Linked DNA regions of Homo sapiens: region 2 is linked to region 1. Evidence: read pairs that join two places in POLR2A ChIA-PET (ENCODE). Cell type or tissue: endothelial cell of umbilical vein. All regions are shown on one strand. Links, peaks and the distances in the headings refer to the core of each region. The heading gives the core; the rest is flanking DNA.

Evidence for each region. Peaks named below come from ENCODE experiments on the same cell type or tissue, not always from the same donor. Only the 100,000 strongest peaks of a DNase experiment are listed, where the experiment ranks them.
Region 2: POLR2A ChIA-PET joins it to region 1 with 6 read pairs; 2 of 35 experiments call an interaction of 5 or more read pairs at or near these places.

The regions. Positions count from the first base shown.
Region 1 is chr2:64,994,803-65,002,802 of GRCh38, reverse strand. It overlaps SLC1A4 (solute carrier family 1 member 4), which reads right to left. Exons shown (of 8, transcript NM_003038.5): 2 at 1,313-1,355. It also overlaps the pseudogene RNU6-548P. Among named protein-coding and RNA genes, the nearest start is that of SLC1A4, 9.4 kb to the right of the region's middle. In endothelial cell of umbilical vein, for the core only: no CTCF peak of the experiment used is centred there; a DNase peak (open chromatin) is centred at 3,822; H3K27ac peaks cover 699 bases.
Region 2 is chr2:65,483,140-65,493,162 of GRCh38, reverse strand. LOC105374781 (a long non-coding RNA gene) reads left to right here. Exons shown (of 3, transcript XR_940192.3): 3 at 5,467-5,542. Among named protein-coding and RNA genes, the nearest start is that of SPRED2, 56 kb to the right of the region's middle. In endothelial cell of umbilical vein, for the core only: no CTCF peak of the experiment used is centred there; no DNase peak of the experiment used is centred there; H3K27me3 peaks cover 406 bases.

The DNA.
Region 1 (8,000 bases), core at 1-8,000:
AGATCGAGACCATCCTGGCTAACACGGTGAAACCCCATCTCTACTAAAAATACAAAAATTAGCTGGGTGTGGTGGCAGGCGCCTGTAGTCCCAGCTACTTGGAAGGCTGAGGCAGGAGAATGGCGTGAACCTGGGAGGCGGAGCTGGCAGTGAGCCAAGATCGCGCCACTGCACTCCAGCCTGGGCAACAGAGTGAGACTCTGTCTCAAAAAAAAAAAAAAAAAAAAAAAAAGAATGGTCACAGGACTGTTACTTGCAGCATTGCCAAAAAATAGGGGAAAACCAGAAACAACCTGAACATCCATCGGTAGGGGACTAGTAGAGGAGAATTATGTTATACTCTTACAATGGAATACTCTACAGCCGTGGCGTTATGCAGAAGGGTAGCTACCGACATGAGAAAATATTCACAATATACTGCCTTAAAAAAAAACAGCAGGCTATGAAGCAACATGTGTAGTGTGTGTCCATACTATGTATGCTTATCTTTATTTTATTATTTATTTATTTATTTATTTATTTTGAGATAGAGTCTCACTCTGCTGCCCAGGCTGGAGTACAGTGGTGTGATCTCGGCTCTCTGCAACCTCCAACTCCCAGGTTCGAGCAATTCTCCAGCCTCAGCTTCCTGGGTGGCTGGGGTTACAGGTGCACGCCACCACACCTGGCTAATTTTTGTATCTTTAATGGAGACGGGGTTTCACCGTGTTGGCCAGGCTGGTCTTGAACTCCTGACCTCAAGTGATCCACCCACCTTGGCCTCCCAAAGTGCTGGGATAACAGGCATGAGCCACTGCGCCCAGCCTGTATGCTTATTTTTAAAATGTATGTGTATACACGCATAGAAAAAACATATCTGAAAGAGGTATACCAAAATAATGGGTAGCTCTAGACAGTGACTATGGATGATTTTTGTTTTCTGACACTTCTTTGTATTTTATTTTATTTTTTTGCAGTGAGCACATATTATCTTTATAGTCAGAAAAAAAGATAAAAGTGTATTTTTTTAAAAAAGTGTACAATATTTAAGACATCCCCAAAATGTGATTTGAGGGTATTTCTTAGGTAATGTAAACAAATTTTGGAACCAGTGGGACATTTTGGAAAGTTTTGTTTGTTCAGTCTTTATTTATTTATTTTATTGTTGTTGTTTTTTAACTCTAGGTACCCATTGATAAAAGTTTAGGCCAATCTTACCAAGTTTTGTTAACACCACCATCTCTCCCTGTTCTACCTTACCTAACTCTATAGCAGTAATTGGTACATTTCTTCCATCAAAGTTTCATATTTTTAGCAAAGTATCAAGCCTTACCGTACGGAAAGCTGCAACCACAAGATTGGAGGGAAACAGGTTTCTGTTGGAAAAGAAAGCATTCTGTCAGTATTCTTTTAAAACAATTTTTTAGAGATGAGGTCCCTGTTGCCCAGGCTGGAGTGCAGTGGTGTGATTGCAGCTCACTGCAGCCTTGAACTTTTGGGCTCAAGTGATCCTCCTGCCTCAGCCTCCCAAAGTGTTGGGACTACAGGCGTGAGCCATGGTACCTGTCTTCATCAGTATTCTTAAAATTCAGTGTGCAAAGTATCTGCTTTGAGATGTCCACTTCTAAAACCCTAACACAGTGTTCTCTCTCCACCCCTAGCTGACACTGCACCTTTTGCTTGATTTAAGCACCCTAACTGTGCCTGCGCTGCTGGGCCACAGTAGATACTTTGAAGCCACTGATTTTCATTTCCATCTCTCTCATGGTACTCCTTGATATCTGAACTTAATGGTGTCCAACCAAGTCTATAACTGCATTGCTTTCCTCTCACCTAGAGGTTAGGCACCATTGCAGTGGTTTGCAATGTCAAGTGTCACTGCTCACTAGTGAAATCCAAGGGCGTTTTTGTTGTTGCAAAATTGAGGCATTCCCCAATTGGGGGGAGTGTGTAGGGAGAAATGCCAGGTCCCACACATTTGTCCTGTTAAATGCAGTAGAGTCCTGTATAATGAATTATCTCAAGGCCCTCCAATGTCTTGCATGACATACGTGTAGATAAAAACCTTATCTATAATTACTCAAGACTAAACTAATTCCAAAACAAGGTTCTGTTTTTCACAATTTGAACATACGCTGAATTTTCCAGAAGTGTAACTCCTTGTAAATTATGGGGTGGTTTTTGTTTTGCTTTGTTCAGAATGTTTCCAAATATTATTTGTCTTCCTGGAAAATCACACCACCAGTGCAAATTGTAGAATCTGAGTCCCTAATTCCACACCCAGTGTCAAGTAACAGTCTGCATTTATAACTATTTCATTAGCAGTGATTCTGAGTTCAGGAGTAAGCATTCAACCACTTTATTTTAGAGCATGTATATATTGAGACACATTGTTTTTGTTATAATTATTTTCCTTTTGTATATTACAGTTACATCATATTGATATTTTGAAATTATGTGGGCAGGGACATTTTATTTATGGATTTCATCTTAGAATTAAGGATATTATAAACATTTGTTATAAAAGTAGGGCAATCGAGCTGATGGAGCCCAAAATCTGTTCATGCAAATAGTTTTACTGAGGGCTCTGTGTAGGATGCTGGTCTTGATATACAAGAAATTCTATTCCAGCTGACAGTCCATTTGTTCTCACTTCCTGCAAGAAGAGTAAGTCTAGAAGAGCAAAAGACTCTGGATCATTCTTAACAATTTGTGTCAAACTTATCCACTAATTCTTACTTCTGTAAGAAGCTGGGTTGCTCACCAGGATCTCCAGGCAACTATTTGCAGTGCATTGGGTTTCAGAGGTAGGCAGGTCTGGCTGCAACCCAGCTGTGGCAGGCAGAGTCTAAGATGGCCTCCTGGTATTCACACCTTTGGGTAATCCCTTTAGTCTGGGTGGACCTATGACTTGCTTCTAATGAACAAATGCAGCAAAGGTGATGGGATGTCACATCCACGATTTGGTTACATAAGGTTGTAGCTTCCATTGTGCTAGCTGACTCTTCTTATTGTCTTCTGCTTGCATACTTTGATGAAGCAAGCTGCTATGTTAGAAAGGCCCACGAGACTAGAAACTGCAGGTGGTCTCCAGCCAAGAGCCAACTGAGGCTCCCAGTCCAAACTTCAAGGAACTGAATTCTGCCAACAACAACATGACCTCAGAGGTGAATCTCTCCCCAGGTGGACCTGTGGGTAAGAACCTAGCCCTGACCAACACCTCCGATTGCAGCCTTGTAAGAGACTCTGAAGCAGAGGACCTAACTAAACTGTCCCAAGATTCCTGACCCCAGAGAGACTGTAGGATAGTAAATATGTGAGATTTTAAGCTGTTTAAGCTGTTAAATGTGTAGTAGTTTGTTATGCAGCAATGTATCAGCCAACAAAGTTAATAAGATGCAAAAATCAATGCATTAGAACACTTAGGGTGCTCTCACAGGACGGCCAGCATACACAGCCTGCAACACAGCATTTCCCAAACTTGTCCATAGAACCTGAGTTGCTTTTAGCATATTTAGAGAATACCAGAGTACATGTCTGCATTTAAGCAGAAAAAATTAATCTTTAGCTGAATTAAATTGTTGCAAAACTGTGACCAGAAGTTTGATTCTTATCACAGCTATATTTACTTTTTAAAAAGTAGAAACAGACTAGCAACTTATATTGGCTAGTTTTCGGAGTATAGATGAATAACAACTTACATTTGTTATTATTTCCATTACAAAGCAACTTTCTTACATATTTTAGTCTTGGGGACTACCTTTGGCATTTCATTTCCATTTTCTGCCCTAGTCAGAAGCAGCAAGGGGCCCTGTGCCAAAGTCTCTCTGTTCTGTATCCACCACACAACAATCCTCAGTTGTTGACAGACTGAGCTGCTCTAAGTTTCTCTTTCCATGAGGACCGGGAAGTTCAGAAAAGAGTTGGGTTAGAAGACCTCCACTTTCCTCATGGGAAACAATTTCCCCCGGCAAATACCTCACATCCTTCAGGGATTAGCTGTTTCCTCAATTGGTACAAGCACAGCCTTTCCCACAGCCTTGAATGCATTCTCTTCTAAAGAGCACAACACTATTTGTTTAATTCTGTCTATCTGTCCTGCCCAATCTTTTCATACAAGCAATAACCCAGTAACATCTCACCCAGAACAGGCCCTGTCCTTAACCCAGAACTTCTACACCTAACAGCCACTGGCACACCGACCTGTTTTCAGACTGTCTACAATATCTAGTCTGCAAAATCCAATGGGAACAGAGGGGTCCAGAAGCAAAAGAGCAACTTCTGCCCCCCAAAAATCAAGTTCCTAAGAAAAATGTGATGTGTTTTGACAGTTTCTGATAAAGTTAAACATACACTTACCATAGGACTCACCAATTCCATTCCTAGATTTTTTTTTTTTTTTTTGGAGACAGAGTCTCACTTTGTTGCCCAGGCTGGAGTGCAGTGGCAGATCTCGGCTCACTGCAGCCTCCGCCTCTGGGTTCAAAAGATTCTCCTGCCTCAGCTTCCCGAATAGTTGGGACTACAGGTGTGCACCACCACGCCCGGCTAATTTATTTATTTATTTATTTATTTATTTATTTTTCTGAGACGGAGTCTCGCTCTGTCTCCCAGGCTGGAGGGCAGTGGCGTGATCTCGGCTCACTGAAAGCTCCGCCTCCGAGGTTCACACCATTGTCCTGCCTCAGTCTCCCGAGTAGCTGGGACTACAGGCGCCCGCCACCACACCTGGCTAATTTTGTTTTTGTATTTTTAGTAGAGACGGGGTTTCACCATGTTAGCCAGGATGATCTCAATCTCCTGACCTCGTGATCTGCCCCCCTCAGCCTCCCAAAGTGCTAGGATTACAGGCGTGAGCCACTGCGCCTGCCAATTTGTATTTTTAATGCAGACAGGGTTTCACCATGTTGGCCAGGCTGGTCTCAAACTCCTGACCTCAAGTGATCTGCCCACCTTGGCCTCCCAAAGTGCTAGGATTACAGGCATGAGCCACCACGCCCGGCCCACTCCTAGATATTTACCCAAGAAATATAAAAATATATGCCTGCAAAAAGGAACTGTATGCATAACAGCGTTATTCATAATAGTCCAAAACCCAAATGTCCATCAACAGATGAAGGGATACAAAGATTATGAAAACTCCATACAACGGAATACCACTTGGCAATAAAAAGGAGCCAAGTGATATACGCAACAACATGGATAATCTCAGCAACACTGTGCTGAGCAAAACAAGACTGACAAAGGAGAGTGCATACTGAATGATTCTGTTGATATGAAACTCTAGAAAAAGCCAAACTAATTTATAGTGATAAAAAGCAGGTCAGCTGCCTGAGGCCAGGGGTGGAGAATGGGGATTGCTGAGAAGAGTCATAGGTGATGGAAAAGTTCAGTATCTTGATTGTGGTGGTGGTCACATGAGTTATCCATTTGTCAGAACTCATTGAACTGGACCTTTAAAGTGGGTGCATTTATTGTATATAAATCCTACCTTGAAATTGTTTAAAAACTTATATAAAAAAGTATGGTAATAACTGTTAGAGATTTTCCAACTAAAAAATACGTACATTCAATGGGAGGGCTGAACTTTTTTTTAGATTATACAGCTCATTTCTCAGATAACAATCTCTGGGAAGGGCTCTCCTGGTGGCAGTGAGCTGAAGCACCATAGAAAGCATCCTCCTTTGCTTTCATCCTCTGCTTGCCACAGACCAAGAGCAGGAGCAGTGCCCTCCTGCTGTCACCAAGGGCAAGGAGATGAGGCTGCCAGAATAAAGCAACATGTTTCTCTGTCCTCTACTTTCCCTCTCTCCTTTGGCTTTCAGACACAGATGCTGCGGTAAACTCTGGTTCTTACTCCTGAGCTCTCTTCTAATCCGGGATCAGCTGCCTCTCTGGCAAACAGTTTTGCTTCCCAGAGCTCTGTCTTCAGGCATTTTTCCCAACTCCTCATGTTCACACAGTAGCTTCATGGGCTTTTGAAATCAGAGACAGTGAGCTGGAAGGGATTTTAGAGGTGATCCAGTTCTATCCCCTCATTTAGCACATAGAGACACCAATGCCCAGTCACTGAGCATCTCCCATTTCTGCTCCATCTAGGCCAGCACTGTCCAACTGAAATGCCTGCATTTGTGCTGCCATGTTGGACTATAGAGCACTTGAAATGTAGCTAGTGCCACCAAGGAACTGATTTTTAAGTTTTATTTACATTTGAAGTAATTTTAAATAGCTACATGTGGCTAGTGTCTATTGTATTGGACAGCCCAGATGTAGAGTACTGAAATCCAGAGTCCAGAAGTCAGGAGGACCAAATGGTCATCCTGTGTTCGCCTCTGCACATCACCCACTTTCACTGGGTGTTAGGATGCTTCTAAGCACTGAGCTCCTCATCTTATTCAAGTTTGCAAATATTTCCTTTTTCTGTTGTTTGATCCTGAGAGATCTACTTGAATTACATATGTATTAGGCCAAAGTTTCTCAAATATCAGTAGACCATTAAATCAGTGTATTGGCTTTAACCAGTATTTTATAAAAGATGAAATACATTAGACAAAAATATCAGTATATATCACACTTAAAATATTGTTTGGTGGAACCTGTGTTTTGGTTTGAGTATGTGGGAGTTGGGGGGCGGGTATAGTGTGGATGCCATAATGTAAAATGTACTTTTTATGGTAGGTCAAAATTAAAAACGTGTGAAACCTCTAAGATACACTACTAAATCTAGAGGCCCAAGTCAGTCCAAGCCAGGAGATAATGAATGAACAAGCTTTTCCAGCGCTATAAGACTCTTTGAATACATTACTTAAAACAAACAGAAAAACTGGTATGAAATGAGGTTGAACTGGCCAATGCAGAACCACTGTGGGAGGTGCTGTGCAGACCCATGCAGCTCACACAGTGAAAAACTTCAAAAACGTTCTGTAACATCTGATACTGTTTGTTCTTCTGATCCTATTGTCAAGGGTGGTATGCATTTCTCTGTTCTATATGAAAAGAATGTAAAACAATTTACTTTTGCTTGGGCATATTTTGTTCCAGAATTATTTCCTTTTATTTAAGTTCAAAAATTCTTTACCAAATCTATTAAAATTTCAAAGACTCTTCAGAACAGGATATGGCATGGTATGTACACCTGATAAATATTTATTATCGCTAGTATTTATTGTAACAGAGCCAGTTAACAGGGATGTGACCCTTCAGATCTTGGTACCCCCTACAAGGCTGAGCTGAGGAAGGGCTGGGGCTGGTGGACTTGCACTCTGATGATGGGGGTGTGAATCCATCCTCTCTTTAAGGCCTCCATCCAGTTTTAGATTCCAGCTGGAAAGGGTAAGGCTGAACCCCTGGAGTGGGGATCTTTTGGGGGAAATTAAGTTAAGAGCAGCATTCATGCATCATATCAAATAGCCCTCAGCTGTCCCTGAGAGGGTGGGACACACTAGAATATTGGCAAAGCACTCATATATTAACTCATTTAATCCTCACAACCATTCTAGGTTGTAGGTCTCACTAGTCTCATTTTACAGATAAGGACACTCAGGCACAGAGAGGACAAACGACTTGTGCACGTACAGCAAGTACGTCATAGAGCTGGGCTTCAAACCCAGGTGGTTGGCTTTAGTGTCTGCTCTTCATCACTACCCACCTCCCTAGGTTGATGCTTTTTTCTGTCTCTAAACTATTCAGGTGTCCTCCTGGGAGGTAAAAGAAATGGTCAAGAGTGAGAACCTTTTTTTAAAAAAAATTACAAGCTGCTATTATTTTCCTTTCATCACTAGTTAGGCTGAGACAATGCCATTAATTTGGATCCTTGTTAGATGTGCTGTCTTCATCTTGCCTATAGAAGAGACATGGGCATAGTTACAACAACCCGCCACAGTCAATAATGTAAAGAAATTGTTCACAACTCACTCCTCAACTTTGCCATCTGGTGGCTAATATTACTATTTATTTTAATTTAAAAAATATGGAACGCTTCACATTGGAACATCACGTTGTGTGTCATCCTTGCACGGAGG
Region 2 (10,023 bases), core at 990-8,989, 490 kb before region 1:
GAGCTTGCCTCAGTGCCTGGCACAAAATAAGCAGTAAAATAAATGTTGGCTGAGTTGAAGTGCAGTGGAACAATATAGCTTTTAAAAATCAATATTTGGAGACATGGGATATGGTTTAGTATTTCAAGCAAGATGAGACTGAATAGAGAGAATCCAAGGTAGACTCAAGGTTGGAAGGTCAGGGTTGGTGGAGGTCAGGGAAGTCCCAGCCACCCTGCACAGTGGAAAGGGCAGAGAAGGAAGGAAACCATCTCAGGTGAGCTCAGCCATTCTCAGCACCAAAGAGGTGGTGCCCAAGGGGCTGGAAAAGCTTCTGGTAAACTTCACATCTGCCCCGGTAACGAGGTTTTCTCTGCGTTGCTGCCATGACTCTCTGCTGACACATTAAGAAAGAGAGCCCAATCCTATGCAAAAAATGCAGAAAAGTGAGTTCTCATAAGAGAAAAGGAAGGAGGACGCTCATGGCACAACCTATAGAATACTGCAGGAGCATTTCTTTTTTTTTTTTTTTTTTTTTTTTTTGAGACGGGGTCTCACTCTGTTGCCCAGGCTGGAGTGCAGTGGTGCGATCTCAGCTGCTCACTGCAACCTCTGCCTTCCGGGTTCAAGCAATACTCCTGTCTCAGCCTCCTAAGTAGCTGGAACTACAGGCACCTGCCACCATGCCCGGGTAATTTTTGTATTTTTAGTAGAGAGGGGGTTTCACCTTGATGGCCAGGCTGGTCTCCAACTCCTGACCTCAGGTGATACACCTGCCTCGGCCTCCCAAAGTGCTGGGATTACAGGCATGAGCCACTGCACCTGGCCTGCAGGAGCATTTCTTTTTTTTTTTTTTTGAGACAGAGTTTTACTCTTGTTGCTCAGGCTGGAGTGCAGTGGCGTGATCTCGGCTCACCATAACCTCTGCCTCCTGGGTTCAAGTGATTCTCCTGCCTCAGCCTTCGGACTAGCTGGGATTACAGGCCTGCACTATCATGCCTGGCTAATTTTGTATTTTTAGTAGAGATGGGGTTTCTCCATGTTGGTTAGGCTGGTCTTGAACTCCTGACCTTAGGTTATCTGCCCGCCTTGGCCTCCCAAAGTTCTGGAATTACAGGTATGAGCCACCGCGTCTGGCCAGGAGCATTTCTTAAAACAAAAATAACTTTGGTTTTATATTACAAAAATATATCCCCCAACCGTAAGAGGAAAAAAATCATCCATTATCTAACCAGAGAAAACTCTTGTTAAGACCTTGCTCTTATGCCCTTGTAGATTTTTTCCTATGCCTGCATACATATATCTTGCACATATCATAAGTGTAAAATATTATATGTGTTTTCCATACAGGATATCCTCCTATCATGTCAATAAACAATCATCTACGACATCATTTTTAGTGGCTGAATAAAATTCCAACGTCTGGCTAACCCATACCTTATCTAACCAATCATCTATTGTCAGACACTTGGGTCATTTCCAAAATCTTGCTACTCTAAACAGAGCTGCCAGGAACTTCCTTAGAGCCATGCCCTGAACTTCTGATCCTCTTTCACAGAAGGGTGAAAGAGAACAATGAGCTATTTGCTAAAGTCGACTTCAACCCCAACCCACTACCCTCTTGTCCCCACCCATGGTGATACTCAGAAGTCCTCTGGAGACCAGCTGGGGTAATCCACGGTCAGGACCTCGGATGCCCAAGGATTTGCCCCCGCTCGTAGAAGGAGCATCTGAGTCTCTTTGAATCCACATAATAATCATTATTATTTTTTTGAGACAGGCTCTTGCTCTGTCACCCAGGCAGGAATGCAGTGGCATTATCAGGGCTCACTGCAGCCTCGACCTCCTGGGTTCAAGCAATCCTCCCACCTCAGCCTCCTGAGGAGCTGTGACTACAGGCACGCATCAGCACATCCAGCTAATTTTTGTAATTTTTTGTAGAGACAGGGTTTCACCATGCTGTCCAGGCTGGTCTCAAACTCCTGAGCTCAAGCGACCCACCCGCCTCAGCCTCCCAGAGTTCTGAGATTACAGGCGGGAGCCACCATGGAATCCACATAATTAGATGTGGGGGCCCAGAAACCAGGCCAGCTCTAGCCACAATTGGGAGACAGATTCAGGAGGTCCTGGGTCACCATCTTGAGTGTTTCCCTTCCCCAATACTGTCATGTCCTCCCAAGAGGAAACTACCTAGTCTCCAAACCCCTGAGCCCTGCTCTCAGATTGACAACCTCATTTCTACAGCTGTGACAGCAGTCAGGCTAGAAAGAGCCATACCTTCCAGTAACATCTTTTTATGAAGCTCCGTTTAACATCTTGAGTCAGCCATGTTTGGAACTAAACACTGCAGAGAGGCATAAGGTGAATAAACCATCATCCTTGCCCTCAGGTGGCTTCTACTCTGGATTACTCTCCCAGAGCTGTCAAACTGGGTGACTTCAAACAACAGAAATGTGTTTTCTCACAGTTCTAGAGGCTACAAGTCAGAAAGCAAGCTGTTGGCAAGCCCACACTCCCTCTGAAGGGTCTAGGGAAGAATCTTTCCTTGCTTCTTCCTAGATTCTAAGGGTGGCTGGCAAACCTTGGCACTGCTTGGCTTGCAGCTACACCACTCCAATCTCTGCCTCCACCTTCACATGGCCTCTTTCCCTGTGTTTCTGTGTCTCTGTGTCCAAACTTCCCTCTTCTTATCAGACACTAACCATACTGGATTTAGGGCCTCCCTAATCCAGCGTGATTTCATCTTGACTAATTATTAGGTTGGTGCAAAAGTAATTGCGGTTTTTGCAATTACTTTCAATGGCAAAAACTGCAATTACTTTTGCACCCACCTAACAAATTTGCAAGACCTTATCTCCAAATAAGACCACTTTCTGGGGTTCTGTGTGGACATGAATTTTGGGGAGACACTACTCAACCCAGTACACTCACGGATAGAGGCAAAGATGAATGTAAAACATCAGGCCTGGCGCAGTGGTACACACCTGTAATACCAACACTTTGGGAGGCCAAGGTGGGAGAATCACTTCAGGCCAGGAGTTCAAGAGCAGCCTAGGCAACAAAATGAGACTCTGTCTCTGAGAAACAAAACGTAAATAAAAATAAATAAAAATCAAAACTGCAGGTATGAAATTACCTAAAACTAAAAGCTAAAATAAGCTTTAAATGAACCAGGAGGGAAAAGATGTAGGTGTGAGTATGAGGTGTGAAGAATTGTGAGCCTGGGGGTTTCTTACAAGCACCTTTAAGTCACTTTGTCTTGTACTTCCTGGTCTGGCTATGTCTAGAAGTCACACTTGCTATGAGACCCCCATGGGCCCCCTAAATCTCCCTGTGGAATAACGAATACTTCTTGACTTCATCTTTTTTTTTTTTTTTTGCCACTACTATTTCAGTATAACTTCTTGATTTCTCTCCAGCTTTACTCACAAGCCCATTTCCTTTCAACCATAAGTTCTGGAGACAATCATGGCAGGAAAAAGGCAAACCTTAATGAGGAACATACAAAGGCAAAACTGCAACAGCTTTTCCCCCAATTTGCTGTGCTTTCTGCACATTTTTTCCCCTTGCCTCTGCTATTTCCAGTTTTGAAAAGTGGGGAAGGTGCGGGAAGCAGCATTATCCTTTTTGAATCTGTGAGGTTGCTCTTTCCTGCCCCAGCTGTGCACTGCTGCTCACACAGCAGGGTCATAAAATCCCAGTGAGATAATGAGGGTGGGGCCCTCCCCTCGAGCGAGTGCAGGCAACAGTCTCTGCACTTCCAGAGCTGACCCTCAGTGCTGAAAGAGCTTGGTGGGCGCTGAGATTTCAGAGATGCCACTTGACAATCAAGTCGTTAAAGAGGCAGCAGGGTTTTCTTCAGAAGCATATGCTCCCATACCTAAACCTTCCCCTTGAACAACCTCAGAAAGGTTACAATTTTTCTCCACCAACTCTTATGGATAACAGCAGAACTCAGAACAAGGGCTGTCACAGTCGATGCCCCATCCAGAGATTCCCCCCAGCACAGGGTCCAGTGGGACCATGACCCTGACCCCAGGCTTTCTTCTGCAAGTATCTTTGACTCATGGTCTAAGAACTGTCTTTGGCTGCCTGGGGAGACTGTCCTGAAAGCACAGGGGAGGAAACCCTTTGGGAGCAACCCTCAAGCAATGAGTAACAGGAGGTGATGAAAAAGACCCCAACTTTCTTGCCCTTGGCAAGAGGAGAGACAACTCTGAGGTTTCTCTCTGCAGTCTCCCAGAGGTCCCCAGCAGGAATGAACCTGAGGGCCCACAGTGGGAACCTGCTCATTAACGTATCCTGTACTGTCTCACTTCCCCTCTTTCTTACCTGTGCCTCCTGGGGTCGCCTCTCAAATACACGATTTGCACTCAAATCTGTATCATCAGATCAGTTTCTGAGGGCATCCAACTTAAAACACATAGTTGCATTAATGTGTATTTTCCTGTTGGATGGTGAGCTCCCCACAGACAGCCAAAAACCATATTTCTCTGAGAACTCACACTGCCAAATGCTTTCTGTGAATTACCTCATCTTATCTGCATGACAACCCTAAGAGGCCACCACTATTATTATTATCCCCATTTTACAAATGAGAAAAATGAAGCTCAGAGAGCTTAAGTCACTTGCCCAAGGTCACACAGAAGAGCTGGGATTTGAACCAAGGTGGTCTCTCTCTGAAGTTCACACTCTTAATGACTGCATGTCAGATAGGGTATTCAATCATGGTGTGAAAGGAAGGAAGATGGTAGCAAGCAAACTTGACAAGCACTGGTACAGTGTTCATTATTGGATGCTAGAGATCAGCCAATTTCTCAAACATGTTTAAGACCCAGTGGAGACAGGGGCCATCAGAGTGTCCTTCCCCAGATTGTCATGTACCTTTTTTCTGTTCATTTATTGATTCCTCTTATGTCTAAGACACTGAATTAGGACCTGTGGAGGTCACAAATTAAAGCAAATTCGAGGAGCTTACAATCTACTAGAGGGTGTGGGAGAGGGACAAAGATAAGGTAGAAGTGCCTGGAAAGATAAATGACAAGACCAGAGCTTCCATCAGGCTCAACTGATTCATGGCCAAGTGCGTTGAGCAGAGAAGTGCCATGTTTTCAGAGAAGGTGGCCCCTGGGAACTGGAGTGGACAGCTGCCCTGGAAAAGTAAGGCTTAGAGAATGAGGGGAGTTTGCTGGCTAGGAGCAGAGCTGGGGAGGGAAAACGAAAGGGGAGAGGCACATGAGCAAAGCCATAAAGCCAGGACATACCAGGTGATTCTCTTCATCACTCTGCCTCCCCCACCTTTCCTCAGGTCAGAACAACTGGGGAGTCAAAGGGGGTGATTGAAAAAGATGTTTACCAGGAGGGAAACCATGGTTCAAGAGACAATAGCTGAGGATTGTAGATACATGGTAATTCACGACTACTTTTCAAGCCAAGACATGGATAAAGTATACAAACCACATACTGAACAAGTCACCTTTCTTGCAGGTCTAAGAGGGCTGATTGAGTAAGATGACGCATGTGACCGCTGTGGCTCCCCAGTCTGAAAACTTGGCACCAGAAGACACTGTGTAACTGCCAGTCTTACTGTTGTGCTTGGATCACACCACTTGGAACTCGGGAGTTTCACATACTTAGGGGGCTGAAGACATTTCCCTGAAGCCTTGGCAATTGAGACCTCATTTACAGCTCCTGTGCTGGGACAGGATTTCTTCTTTGCTTACCTTCACCCTTCACCCCAGTGAGGGCGTGGGCAGGAGAGATTGGCACACTGGATAAGAAAGAGAGAGAGCCCAGCCAAATACTCGGCACCATTTTGTAAGGAGCAATCAGGCGTGGAAAGCCTTGAAGATTCTGGGCTACCTCAGGCAGAATGTGCTCAAGAAGAACCTTACCCTTTTTGTTTTTAATTTATTTTCTCAAAAATTGAGATGGGCCAGACATGATGGCTCATGCCTATAATCCTGGCACTTTGAGAGGCTAAGATGGGAGGATGGCTTGAGCCCAGGAGTTCGAGACCAGACTGGGCAACATAGTGAGATGCTATCTCTACAAAAAAAAAAAATACAAAAATTAGATAGGTGTGGTGGCACATGCCTATAGTCCCAGCTACTTGGGAGGCTCAGGTGGGAGGATTGCTTGAGCCCAGGAGGTTGGAGCTGTGGTGAGCCAAGATCGCATGACCACATTCCAGCCTGGGCAACACAGTGAGACCCCATCTCAAAAAAAGAAGTGAAAAAAAATAGAGATGGAGTCTGTGTTGCCCAAGCTGATCTCGAACTCCTAGGCTGAAGTAGTCCATCCACCTCAGCCTCCCAAAGTGCTGGGATTAGAGGCATGAGCCACCGTGCCCACAGGTCTTGCTCTTGGTGGCTGTGTTCACAGCTAACAACCCCTCATATTCCTTCAGCATGCGCTAAATACACATACAATCTAAGTAAACACAATGTCTGTTCTTCACAGCCTACGCCAAGTCCCAAACAGATGGCTGCCCCAAGGCTCCTTTCAAATAGAAATTCCACAACCACCATTCTTACCAGCCTTACATTGGGCCACCTAGAGTTTTATAGCCAGGGCTATAGGAAGGCAAGTCCCAGGATGCAAGTCCCAAGAGGTTAAAAATAGTTTGCCATTTCTTCAGCAAGATACCAGGCATTGTTGAAGTGACATTATGTAACCAACAAGCTTATGTAAGGATCATGCCCCTGGCTTTCCCCACACCCTGCCCTAGACAAGGCAAATACAGGTGTATTGATGCCTATGGGGCAATCTTTGCCCATGGGGGCCTGGGAGCAAAGGATAAATGCTTCCCCATTTCCTCTCCCCCAACCCTAGGATGTTCCTGAGATGCATTTCATAAATCTTCTCAGAAGGTTCTGCGTAGGGGTGGCCAACGCAATAACTCATCATTTTATTGTGATGGGGTTCAGAACACACTACCCCAAAATATGGCACCTTGGCATTTGAGAAAACAGCAGAAGCTGGAAGGTCTCTCTGACCTTTTCTTGACCTTCTCCCCTGAAACAGACCGGAAAAGGATGTGCTTACATTCCCCTAAAGTAGGTCATAAGGACCAGGTGCAGTGGCTCACGCCTGTAATCCCAGCATTTTGGGAGGCCAAGACAGGAGGACTGCTTGAGGCCGTGAATTCAAGACCAGCCTGGGCAACATAGTGAGACCCTGACTCTGCAAAAAAATCAAAAAATTAGCCAAGCATGGTGGTGCACATCTATGGTCCCAGCTACTCCGGAGGCTAAGGTTGGAGGATTGTTTGAGCCCATACGGTCAAGGCTGCACATTGCAGCTTTGATGGTGCCACTCCACTCCAGCCTAGGCACCAAAGCAAAATCTCGTCTTAAAAAAAAAGTAGTTGATAGGTCATAAAACCCTCATTCAGGCCAGACGAGGCAGCTTGCACTATGGGAGGTCGAGGTGGGAGGATCACTTGAGCCCAGGAGTTCAAGACCAACCTGGGTAACATCGTGAGACCTCATCTCTATAAAAATGTTAAACAATTAGCTGAGCATGGTGGCAAGGTGGGAGGATCACTTGAGCCAGGAAGGCAGAGTTGCAGTGAGCACTGTACTCCAGCCTGGGCAACAGAGTGAGACTCTGTCACAAAATAAGTAAATAAATACCCTAATTTCAGAGGTGCCCTCCCTATGCCTGAAGGAAAGAAATGTCCTTATCCCTGAAGACACAGAGACACAGAGAAGAATTTGAACAAACGAATCTTGCTAAATTCCCCCCAGTTGATTACTATTAGGTCATATCCCCTTTGTCCAATCATACCTCTCAGTGACTGTCCACTCTTCATCAAACCTAAACATAAAAAAACACAAGCTTGACTGGGTGCAGTGGCTCACACTTGTAATCCCAGCACTTTGTAGGCCAAGGCGGGCAGATCTCCTGGGGTCAGGAGTTCAAGGCCAGCCTGGCCAACATGGTGAAACCTTGTCTCTACTAAAAATACAAAAATTAGCCAGGCGTGGTGGCGCTCGCCTGTAGCCCCAGCTACTCGGGAGGTTGAGCCAGGAGAATCGCTTGAACCTGGGAGGTAGAGGTTGCAGTGAGCTGAGATCGCGCCACTGCACTCCACCTGGGTGACAGAGCAACACTCCATCTCAAAAAAAAAAAAAAAAAAAAAAAAAAACCACACAAGCTTCCCTCTTTCGTGGTTCTTCATTTTTTTGTTTGTTTGTTTGTTTTGAGATGGAGTCTTGCTGTGTTGCCCAGGCTGGAGTGAAGTGGTGTGATCTCGGTTCACTGCAACCTCCACCTCCCAAGTTCAAACAATTCTCCTGCCTCAGCCTCCCGAGTAGCTGGGACAACAGGCAAGTGCCACCACGCCCAGCTAATTTTGTATTTTTAGTAGAGTCGGGGTTTCATCATGTTGGCCAGGCTGGTCTCAAACTCCTGACGTCAGGTGATCTGCCTGCCTCAGCCTCCCAAAGTGCTAGGATTATAGGCATGAGCCACCACGCTCAGCCGGTTCTTCATTTCTGAAGGCCGCATGCTACATCAAATATATTAAATAAGTTAATATGCTTATTTTTATTTGTTTATTTATTTGTTTGAGATGGAGTCTCGCTCTGTCGCCCAGGCTGTAGTGCAGTGGTGTGATCTCGGCTCACTGCAACCTCTGTCTCCAGGGTTCAAGTGATTCTCTTGCCTTAGCCTCCCAAGTAGCTGGGGCTACAGATGCTCACCACCATGCCCAGCTAATTTTTTTTGTATTTTTAGTAGAGATGGGGTTTCACTATGTTGGCCAGGGTGGTCTTGAACTCCTGACCTCAGGTGACCCACATGCTTCAGCCTCCCAAAGTGCTGGGATTACAGGCGTGAGCCACTGCACCTGGCCTGAATATGCTTCTTTCTTGTTAACTTGTCTTTTATTATAGGTGCCTCAGCTAAGGTACTTAGGAATCTCAAAAGATATCACTTGGCTTCTGAAAGTGACCCAGTAGGGCACAGTGGTGTGGGTCTCCTTAGATCCCGTCCTCTGTTGGTGCTGCACATGAACCTTTTCTCTTGTAACCAGTCAGACATTGACTCTGAGAAGTCCTCATGCAACCCATAGAAGGAGGAGGAGATGATCCCTCTATCTACAGTGGATAGGCATAACAGGTGAATTCTTTTCACTAAATCCCGTTTCACTTTGTTGATTCACTAGAACTCATCTTGTGGGAGGACCACTGACTCACCATGCAAAAATGGGAAGATAAGTTTCATTAGAAGTGGGATGTTTCACACGCTTCTTACATACACACATCAGGACTCAAAGTGGGGTGACGTGGTTTGGCTGATGTCTAAGTGCCCTCAACCCAACATCGAGATTTTAACCAAATATAGCAAGGAGTCTTCAATTTGAGAATCCAGCTCCCTCTTCCAAAGCAGATGATAGGTGAGAATAAGGGAGGGGGTTGGGAAAGTGGGAGAAAGATGGGATTCGAGTTAAAATAAACCCGAGAGGAAAGAGCAGAATTCTAAAGAGAAGGAAAGAACTCATCTACATCTTCTTCTGTTTGAGTACCAAGGTCTGACCGTAGTCGTTTTCAAAGCGACAGAAAACATCCAGAAAGATATGTGTCATGCATGGTAAAGGTTGAGTTTTATCTGGAGTGGGAAAATTAAGACTGCAAATAGTTAAAAAAAAAAAAACAAAAAAAGTAGTGTTTCAGTTTTCAGCACTCATCACAGATCAAAATTCACATTTTAAGCTCAAAACTAACTGTTTTATAAGTTATAAACTTATCATTTTGATATATTAAAAATGTGAACGCTGGAACAAAAAGTTATTTCTGAATTTTTCGAAAGTGTGTGGGGAAAAAAAAAAAAACCTCCTTTTCTCCATGTCCTTCTCTGGCAGCAGGGAGCTGTTGACATCTACCAAAGTCCTGAGTATCTACTTAGTTATACAACATCCTGAAGGCTAGCTAGAAGCATGAGCTGTGCAATCCCACTCCTAGGTACTTACTCAAGAGAAATGAAAAGCTACATTCACATGAAAACCTGCACAAATGTTTACCCACCTTTATTCAGCCC